2 separate regions of the Mus musculus genome follow, and region 2 is linked to region 1. Evidence: chromatin loops called from intact Hi-C (ENCODE). Cell type or tissue: gastrocnemius. All regions are shown on one strand. Links, peaks and the distances in the headings refer to the core of each region. The heading gives the core; the rest is flanking DNA. Region 1 overlaps Atxn7 (ataxin 7). Region 2 has its middle 21 kb from the start of Thoc7.

The links. A loop is a pair of places that touch in the nucleus more often than their neighbours do. Peaks named below come from ENCODE experiments on the same cell type or tissue, not always from the same donor. Only the 100,000 strongest peaks of a DNase experiment are listed, where the experiment ranks them.
Region 2: a loop joins it to region 1, with 2.7 times the contacts of the local background. A loop is called at or near these places in 5 of 42 quality-filtered maps.

The regions. Positions count from the first base shown.
Region 1 is chr14:14,096,082-14,101,463 of GRCm38, forward strand. It overlaps Atxn7 (ataxin 7), which reads left to right. Exons shown (of 12, transcript NM_139227.4): 10 at 113-234; 11 at 3,854-4,820. Among named protein-coding and RNA genes, the nearest start is that of Psmd6, 22 kb to the right of the region's middle. In gastrocnemius, for the core only: no CTCF peak of the experiment used is centred there; a DNase peak (open chromatin) is centred at 2,702; H3K27ac peaks cover 393 bases.
Region 2 is chr14:13,979,703-13,985,084 of GRCm38, forward strand. It overlaps a transcript of Atxn7 not described here. Among named protein-coding and RNA genes, the nearest start is that of Thoc7, 21 kb to the left of the region's middle. In gastrocnemius, for the core only: a CTCF peak has its summit at 2,679; no DNase peak of the experiment used is centred there; H3K27ac peaks cover 569 bases.

The sequences.
Region 1 (5,382 bases), core at 179-5,178:
GTTTTGGCCCTGCCTTTTCTCTGGCATTTTGTTCCTTTCTTGAACATGAAAGAACCTGGACCTCTGTGCTGGCAGTAGAGGTGACACGAATATACTCTGTGTTCTCTTTCAGTTTTGCACATTTGGGAGCCGGCAGATTGGAAGAGGTTATTATGTGTTTGACTCCAGGTGGAACCGGCTTCGCTGTGCCCTCAACCTCATGGTAGAGAAGCATCTGAATGCACAGCTATGGAAGTAAGTCTTCTGTTGCGGGCATGGGCGGGAGCTGACCTGCCCCAGCAATGGATGTCCTTGACTGCCTCAAGGTGTGTTTTTAAGACTGTATGACATGCTTATCTACATGGGAAACGGCATTGGCTAAGTGTAGAAAGAAAGTAACTATTCTGTAATACACTCATTTACCCTTTCAGTAACTGCGTCTTGTTCTGGGTACAAGAGTTTAGTTGAAAGAACTCCATGTGTACCGACCTCATCGTATGTAGGGAAATAAAAATCTGAAAGAAGAAAGATACTGGAATAAAAAAACAGTTGTCACTGATACCTTCTGGGAGCTAGCTACATGCTAGAGACTACTATTCCCACAAGTCTTTGCTACTTGACTATAATTACCCTTTTCTCCTTGTTATTTTTTAGTCACACAACAGGTTAGCGGTGGAGCCACTAGGTTCTGTTTCCAGTGAGAGCTGAGGTGGACAGACAACAGGCTATTTGAGTCACAGAAAGCTTTTCTGAGCTGAATGGGTCTGGAAGAGCTGTCACTAGGGAGTAAGCAGTATTGACTTTCAGGAGGAGAAACCAGTGTGTACCTAGTCAGAAAAGATGATGACTGAGAGAGAAAAAGTAAGTATATGACAAAACCCAGAACACCAGGAGGTCCTGGCACTCTGGGTGCAGTAGCAGTAACTTGGGTAACATTTTAAGGAGAAGAGTTGGGAGCTTGGAGCAACTTCCCACCTTGGAGGTTTTGGGTTTTGGTATCCTGGAATGGAATGCAGGGTCTTGGGCAGAATAGCTAAGTATTTATCGCTTAGCTGTATCACCCCACCTTTGAAACATCTTGTATAGTACTGTGTATCCCAGTGTTTACTAAATAGATTGTAAGAAATAGAAGGGGATCCTTGGCCACAAAACTTGAATTCATCATTTCCAGTAAGCTCATTTTTATACAACACTTCTCAAACACATTTTGCAACTGTCAAAGCAGGAGATATTTTTGTATACGGAAGATCATTTCTAAAGCTCTTTCGCCCAGGAATGTCTTTTAAAAGAATATTTTGGGAAAGCTTGTGTTCAGTGAGATATTTGATTGCAGGGGACTCTCAAGTCTTTCCCTGTACATCCAAGAACCACCGCTGCCCAGTACCTCTAGAGTGGGCATAGTGAGGCCGTTTGCTTTCATGGTTTGGCTTCCTGATAGTCAGGTACAGATGGTTGGTGCCTTACTGTCTGGTGAAGAAGTTTTATTTCCACGACTGTTGACAGGACCTGGGTCTGTGCACTTGGCAGGTAGGACTCAGGGCAGCAGCATGGGTCTGCTTCCTTCCTTCTGCTTCCCCTGGATGTAGAGACAGCGCTCCTTCTTGCACTGGGACCCTTCCCTGCTCTGATGAGCTCCACAGTCAGTGGAGGAGCGGAAGTGGTTTTGGTTCCTAGTGGCTGTGTGCACAAATGCCGTGAACTTCTGGAAAAGCAGGCTTCCAAGGTTGATTGGGCTGCCTGCTTTGGCATGCTCTGTCAAGGATGACCACCTCCTTATCCACCCCCTGCTCAGTAGCATGAACTCTCTGCCTTATGTGTTTAAGCCACCGTCTTGTCATGAGGCCACAAGTGACCTTGATTTTATGCTTTCCCAGTATCTACCTCTTGGGTGCTGGCATTGCAGGCGCACCATGGCTGGTTTTATGTGGTGCTGTGGGTCAAAACCCAGCCTTATGTATGCTCTGCCCAACTGAGTTACATACATCTCTAGCTCCATGGCCTGTTTTGAGAAATCATCGCAGCAATGGGGAAGATGTGTGTTTCAGTGATGAGCAGATACAACAGTCTTGAGGCAGGCAGATAGGCATATGGATTGGGACACAGCTCTCCCAGGCAGGAGCTCTGTAAGTTGATTTCTAGGCAGCTTGTCCCCACAGACCTTCATATACTGGGTGAGCTTAGCACCTTTCACCCAAACAGGAACTGCCCTATTTAAAGCAGCATTCTTGTCCCGTTACCCTTTAGTTGCTTATTCCAGTAAACGGGTGTCAGTAGAGACAGAAGGTGAACCTAAAACACATCCCCTGTAGCTCCTGGGTACTCTGCGCAATTGTGGAGTTTGACCAATGCTTTTTCTGGAGCATTGCCGTGACTCAAAAGCCATCTCAAGCTCCTGTGACTTCTGTGCACCCTAGCCCTGTATTGGTCTGGGAATGGCCTGGGGTGTCACCGAAAGGTATTTTTACAGTTCAGAATGTCAGTTCCCCTGTCTCCACATAGAGTACTCTGTTATTTTCTTGAATATATTTACTTAGCTTTTTAGAGCCTTTAAAAAGAGAAAGCAGTTATATTGTTTCAAGACGTTCAGATGCTGCCTGTGGAGGAAGAATTTCCCCCCAGGATTTCAGAAGGCCTGGTTTTTAAATCTCAGCCTCACGAGCCACCCAGTGGCTATCGTCAGTTACTGCATCCAGTAAGCAACCTACTCTTGAGTCCCACGATCCACCTAGTGGCCGTAGCCGGAACTGCATTCAGTTAGCAACCTACTCTTGAGAGCTAGCCTGGGTACCTTGTGGAGATACTGATTCTAGGAATTCACATTGTTACAAACCTCTCAAGCAATACTTGTGTGTCTCACAAGGATAGAGCCAGGCTTCTTATCGTGGGATCCACATTGCAGTCTGTTAGAGAGATCTGAAAATTGACTAAGGTCTGTGTACTCTCTTGAAATTTCCTGTATCATAAGGATCATTACTTGGCTCCTGAGATGGCATCGTCAAGCTTTCGAGTGGTTGGGATCATGGCTTGCACCTCTGTCCAGCTGTTACCACCTGAGCTTTAATGCTACTATCAGGCTTTCTAGGTTTTCTTGTTCTTTTAGGCTGTCACATTTTTTAAATTTTTTTTTTTTTTAAACTCAGAGTTAAAATAAAAGGGAGAGCTCCTGTGTTTGACTCTCCAGATAGGTTTCTCATCCCCTACTGAGTACTTTGCCCAGGCGTTATGAACAAAATACTTTGTTATAACACTCAAACAAGTCTGCTTTGGATTTGTCTCCTGTGCAGTGTCCTGGCCGGTAGTCACAATCTGCCTGTTGATGAAGTAACTCGTTCTTGCTTGAATCCTTACAGTGTTTGGATACTAGATTCTAGGCCGTATGGGTAAATGGTACATAAGACGTCTGTTACAACATCTGAAAAGGAGTAGATGATTTACAGTCACATATTAAAAGTCATTTCCAGGTCTACAAAGTCTATCACCAGGGGCCTTAGACAGATGCAAGCAAGGCATGGTGTTCAGTGCAGACTTCTTCACGTGATGAGTTGAGAGTTCTTTCATTGTGGCTTGTGCTTGAGGCTTAAGAAAGAGTGCTTGCTAAGTGTCAGCAGTGGAGGTCTGAAGCTAGGGTTGTAGCGTGTGAACTCTACATAGACAGAGTATGCTTCCACGTTCCCCAGGAAGCATAAAGAACTGGAAGGAGCAATCCATCAGGACTGAGTCTGTGTTTTTAGATTGATTGATCTTGGTGAGAATATGTTTCTCAATACCAAATATAAAGGGGTGCCCATCCAAAACCATTCATGGCAGCTGTGATTATGGGAAGTATGTGTGACCAGCTTTGGTAATTCTCACCCATCATATCTCCTTTTTACAGGAAAATCCCACCAGTGCCCTGTACCACATCACCTGTTTCTGCCCGTGTTCCTCACCGGACAAATTCTGTGCCGACATCACAAGGTGGGATCAGCTACTTAGCAGCAACCACTGTCTCCGCGCCTCCAGTCCTGCTGTCGTCCACCTGCATCTCCCCAAATAGCAAATCGGTACCAGCTCATGGAACGACGCTAAATGCACAGCCTGCTGGTTCTGGGGCGATGGACCCTGTGTGCAGTGTGCAGTCCAGACAAGTGTCGGCTTCATCCTCACCCCCCTCCACGCCCTCGGGCCTCTCTTCCGTCCCCTCTTCCCCTCTGTCCAGAAAACCTCAGAAATGGAAACCTAGCAAGTCTATAAGGCCCAAGGAATCTTCTGCTCTCAGCACTAACTGTCACAATGCCAGTAGCAGTACCAGTGGTGGCTCAGGAAAGAAACGCAAAAACAGTTCCCCACTGTTAGTTCCTTCTTCCTCCTCTTCGTCATCCTCCTCCTCCTCCTCTTCTCATTCCGTGAACTCTTTTAGGAAAAACTGTGTGGCTCACTCTGGGACTCCATACCTGTCAACAGCACCATCTTCCCACAGCATCGGCCTCAACTGTGTGACAAATAAAACACACTCGGTGAGCCTCCGGCATGAGCAGGCAGGGCGGGGTCCCGCTGGTGTGAGCTCTGCAGAGCCCATCAAGAGGATGAGTGTAATGGTGAACAGCAGCGACTCCACTCTCTCTCTCGGCCCATTCATCCACCAGGCTAGTGAACTGCCTGTCAACCCACACTCACACACTCCTCTAGACAAACTCATAGGGAAGAAAAGAAAGTGCTCTCCAGGCTCTAGCACTGTTGGCAACAGTGGCAGCAAACCCACAAAGGTTGCCAAGTTGCCAGCTATGAACAACGTCCACATGAAACACACAGGCAACATCTCAGGGGCACAAGGATTGACGAACAATTCCCTCCTCCATCAGGTAGGAAGTGGACTCTGATCTGGACGTGTTTGTTGCCTCTTTCTTGGGGACTTTGGCCAGTTCTGAAAATTCTGGTTGGGTTGGTTGGTTTGCCTATAATGGATGCCCAGCTTTCGTGGTAATCTTTAACAGAGGAGAGCCCATGTCCGTGTGAAGGGGAATCTCCTCCGAATGTCCAATGCCTTGCAACAGTGTTCCTGAGTAAGCGTCAAGCAGGAAAGGTTATGCAGAGAGGCAATATCCTGATGCTGTTAGAGATGGAGGCAGAGAGCATTGTCTGTCTGCACAGACATTCCAGGCTGAAGTCAAACTGACGTAGTAAGCAACAATGACTTAAGACAACAAAACAAACAAACAAACCAACAAACCAACCTTAGGATGCGTCTCCTCTTGAGCAGTTCCAGGCATTCTGGTTAACTCGCACCCCTTTCTATTTTCAAGAGAGTTAGGGGAGAAGATTAGTGCCGGCGTGGCTGGAGCTTGACGCCTGTTCCGAGTGCATACTTAGAAGACAGTATCGTGCTTCCCATGAGCGGGAGGTGGCTAACTGGGTTCAGAGTAG
Region 2 (5,382 bases), core at 125-5,124, 120 kb before region 1:
TCACCCTTCGAGACCTCCGCTTCTTATGGGTCCTTTCTGGCTTCTGAAACTCTACAGATAGTCCAAATTGAACACAGAAATCTATATATCTAAACCATGAGAAATGTATAAATTCAAATATGAGAAAGAATGTGCTGAACAAATTTTTCTTGTAAAAGAATACCAAGAGTTTCAAATGATTTATGCAAATAATGTACTCTTGAGGAGGGAGAATATAACTAATTACCTGTCCCTTAACTGTTAGCTGTACATAGTGATTTCCTTCAGAGGAGTTTTATATGGAAATGGAGAAAACAGTTTTGATATTATCCTAAGCAGTGATTTCTTAAACTATGGCTTCAAATGTGCCCTGAAATAAAATAAAAAACAGCTGAGTGTGGTGGCACACACCTTTACTCCCAGCACTTGGGAGGCTAAAGCAGGCAGATCTCTGTGAGTTTGAGGCCAGCCTGGTCTACAGAGCAAGTTCCCAGACAGCCAAGACTGTATAGAGAAATATTGTCTCCAGAAACCGAAACCAACCAAATAAACAAAAGTACTACCATACTCTATTGTAATCTTACTCTGGGTATATAGCCAAAGGAACAACAACAAAAAGTATGTCCTGTACGAGAATATGGGGTATGTGTACAACAGAATAGTTATCTACCTTTAAAGGAACTCCTTCCTGTTCCCATAGTACAGGCACAGAAAGACAAATATTATCTAACTTCATTTCATGTTGAATATAAGGAAACTGAACATAAAGAACCAGCACCGTGGTCGTTGTCAGGCTCTGAGAGTTGGGGGAGGGAATAGGACAACAAGCATGCCAAGAGTTCTGACAGCTTTCAACTCTGATGAACACGATACATTCAGAGGGTCTGTGCTTGTAAGGTCCAGTGACTGCAATTAGTAACATGTATGTGAAAGTCACTAGGGAGGATCTTCAGTGTTCTCATCACACAAAACATGATGAACAGGGAGGTGGTGGTATGTTCCTTCGTTCCATTTTAATCATAGCAAATGCACATGAATTGTACCATGATCACACAGTAAGTATATACAATTCTATTTGCTGCACAGACCTTAAAAAAATATATTTTCTGGAAGAAAATAAATAAAATAAAATACAACCTGTTGGTATTACTTCATTAGCTGTGACAAATGTACCATATTTATTTAATAACCTAGGGGAGTGGGCAGTGAGATGGCTCAGTAGTAAGTGCCTGAAGACCTGAGTTCAGTCTCTGACCAACATGATAGAAGGACATAACTCACTCTCTCAAATTGTTCTTTAACTTCCGGAGATGACCCTGATGCCAGCCCTCATTAAAGAAACAAACAACAAGATAAATATTAGAAATTTAGAAAAGAAGTTACAGGAGAAACTGGCTGTGGGGCTTTTGAGAACATGCTATACAGTCTTTGTTACGTGTTTGTTTGTAAATTAAGTATAAAGAAATGATTCTGTCCAGGATAAGAGTTGATAATTCAAGTTTAATTTCGCCGTGCTGAGAGCCTGAAGGAAGGGAAGTAGCATTCTGCGCTGATTCTCAGCTGATGCTCATGGAAAGCGGGGTGTTTCTTCCGTGGCAGTTGTCTTATAAAACTGTAGCACTGAGTTTGCAGAACCCAAGAAGCAGCACCCCAAATGTCCTCCCTGGAATTTCCTACTGGCATGACTTTTCCCTTGCTTCAGCCCAGCAGCAGTCCCTTGAGTGGCATTTGCTGTCCTAGTTAATCAGAGGATAAGAGAAATGAAGAACTCTCCTCTTCCCCCTCCCACGGAGTCTCAATGGGCACAGGAAATGTAGGTCACGTTGCATCACATAGAGAGGAGTGAACAGGAAGGTATTTAGGAAGTGCTGCTAGCCCTCTTTCCATTCACTCTTCAGAAATGGAGCTTGAGCTTAGTTATGATGAGACATAGGAACCAGGGGCTTGTATTCATGTTATCATCCTAGAGTGTTGTGCTTCCAATCTGGGATAAAAACATCTGAATCTTTCTACACTGAGTGTGTTTAAATGACATAAGCCAGCTACGGGAGGTCACTTTGTCTCTACATTTTTATTGTCACATTGTAGAAAATTTTTATTGACTTAATCAGGTTTGAATTATTGAAGCTGTCCTCATTTCCACACAAAAATCACTTGGTAATCATGTCCCTCTAATAATATATCTTGAAAATGACATGTAATCATAGGCTCAGTGGAACCTTGAGTAGCAGACAAAAACCACACTCTCATTCTTAACTCATAAAGCATGCTCTTCATGGCTCTCTGCTTTAAATGAAACATCTTATGTAATTTAAAATACAACAAAACCTTTAAACATTGTTTAAATTGTTTCTTACACAGTGTATGTATTGCTGACTCCTTTGTGAGACATCCACATTGGCTGACAAAATGTGCGTTGACATTGTCACCAACAGTAAATCTGAGAGCCAGAACAAGGCTAGTATTCTGTTTCTACTTCCTCATTATCTCTACATCTCTATCAAGATAATCAATCTACTTAGGTTCAGAAAGTCAGACAATAAAATGTTTTAAAAGGCTTGTGTGCTTCTATCTGTAGCACAGTATCAAAACCTGGAAACTTACAGTGGCAGGCAGCACTTGAACCGTGATTCTGTCACTTGAGTATTTTCAAGTAGTCACTTTTCCAGACCAGATGCACAACCACCTTAACCCTGCAGATGTCGCCTTGTGCTGTCCCTTAGGCTGGCCTGTACTCAGTACCTCCCAGCTCCTACCTTCCAGCCACCTAGTTTCCAACCTTATAATTTTGTCATTTTCATACTGTTGAATAACATTTAAAATTGGCTTTTCCTTCAATATTTAAGAATCTCATTTTTAAAAAACCATTTATGATTAAAATTTAAAAGAGATTTCTTAAAATTGTTTCCCAGCATTTGATTTTTTTCTAGCTCAAGTACTGCAAACTCTGCAGTGCCATATTTGACCAGAATGTAAAGTCAAATATACCAGCACATTGCCAATTATAGCATAAACTTTTGTCTTGCTGTTTAAGATGACACCCTTTATAAAGTTAAGGGGAAAGGTACTCTAGGAAAAGTTTGCCCTGCTAACAAGCAGGTACTATGATTGAAGATTGAACAGGAATTAGAAATCCAAAAGGATATTTAATTATGTGTGTAATACAGAGGTAAAGTATGACCGTATTTATGTTCTCTTTCATCTTGGAAAATCTCCAAAGGAGAGGGTTTTTATTTTGTTTTTGTTTTTTGTTTTTGTATAATGATACTTAAATGAATGGCAATAAAATAGTTACATTAATTGTTTATTGTATAGTGGAACTTGTGTCATGGAATTGCTCTGTATAATTAGTGTGAAAGGTCACTATGAAATCAGGCTGGTAAAATTCTTTGAATGTGTTTGTGAATAAGACATGGAATGCTATGGGTAGGTGAAGTCTGTGTTCAGATGGCCTCAGAAGGAACAAATCTTTCTCAGACGTCTATCTGTTGTCTTACAAAATATAGGGAGTATTCTGGGATCTGTAGAGGAGGGCACATTAATGTTTGGTTACAAATAAGACCATATGGCCAAATGAACCTGAGAGCTGTACAAGTAGATAGATGGTAGGTCACTAGTGCCAGCCTGTGTCTGCAGCTCCTTAGTTCAGTGAAGGAGATCCATCTTGACCAGAATTCATGATCCAAAAGGCAGTCAGCAAAGATTCTTAGGAGTGGGAAAGCACTGGCTTCTAACATTTCAGATAGTTTACTTCAAAGGTCGGACAGCACCCTTTGTAATGAAGCCACTCTGTGAGCCCCGCTGTTTTTTGCAGGCAGAATGATGCCAGAACTTGAGGGATTATTGGGATAGGGAAGGGAAACAAGGGGAAGGACCATCAACCATATATCAGTCACTGTGTGAAATGTGTATGTACATTCATTCATATGATTATCTGGAAAATCACATTAGTGACATTCACTGATTGACAGACCCAAAGTAAACAGCACACATAACTTTTATTTTTATAGTAAAGAAGCCAATTTTCTGGTCTGATTTATGTAGAAGATCTGTTGCTTCCTAAGTATGAGTATGTGATGTAGATGTGTATGTGTGTGTGAGTGTGTTTGTATGTATATACATACATGTATATGCAGACATACATATATTTGTGTATAGAGAGAAAATTTAAAGAATGTTATGTCTGTTAACTAATATATATATACTTATGAGGCATTAGTTCATATTTTATGCCTCAGCCAGGTAGCTGCAAAGAATATTGGGAATTTCATTCAATTCATGTGCTGAGGAAGAAGTATGGTTTCAGAGCCAAGCATGATAGCTCATTTCTCAGGAAGCGGAGACAGGCCTATCACACAGTGAGTTAAAGACCATCCTAGGCTATATTGTAATTTCCAGACCAGTTTTGGTTAAAGAGTGAGGCCCTGTCTTAAAACAAGAACCACCACCAAAAGTCAGCTTACCAAGCAACCAAAACATAAGGCTGGCTTCCCTAGAAGAGGCGGGATTTGCCCTTTGATTTTTTAGAGAAGATAAATCTGTCATTTGATGCCTGGACTGCTTTTAGAAATAAAATTTAAGGGGATGGTGAGGTGGCTTAGTGAAGAGTGCTTGCAGCTCTTGTAGAGGAGCAGAGCTTGGATCCCAGCACCCACAGGAAGGGACTAACAGCCTCTTTAAATTCTAGTTCCCGGGGATCCAGTGGAGGATCTCTTCTGGCCCCTGGGGACAGGTGCACACACATGCCCACATATACACAAATAACAAAAAAAAAAAAAAAACAAGTCCTTAAGAAAGACAGCTCTGTGATTAAGGCACTTGCAACTCTTGCAGAAGACTGGTTTCATTCACACACAAATGGTAGCACACAATTGCCAGTAGCATAAGTTCTAGGGGCTCCTCCGATGCTCTCTTCTGGCCTTCCTTTACACCAGGCACTCGCTGTTGAGCATATACATACAAGTAGACACACACACATAAAGAATAACATATTTGAAAAGGAAGCTTGGAAGAATTAAAACATTCACAAGCATTATTAGTTAATAGCACACATTTATCCCCTAGGCAGTGCCTTTACTGTAAGACTTTGATATTGACTGTGGACGAATCACTTATCTGATGTTGACCTTCATTTTCTGTGTGTGTTCTTTGTAGGGTAATTTAAAGCAAGATTACGCATGTATTCTCGTCAGAGTAAGCATTCAGTCAAGGTCGTTAGTAACCTTGGCTTTTGAGAGAGATGTCTGCCCAATCCTTATTTAACTTCTTTCCTAAACGGTCTTGGAAGAGTAGCAAAGAATGACCTGACTTGAGATCTATGAATTTTAGAATTCTTTTTTTCTTTTTTTAACAGCCCCTCCATTCCCGCGAATTTTAGAATTCTTTAACCCCAAATCAGTAACA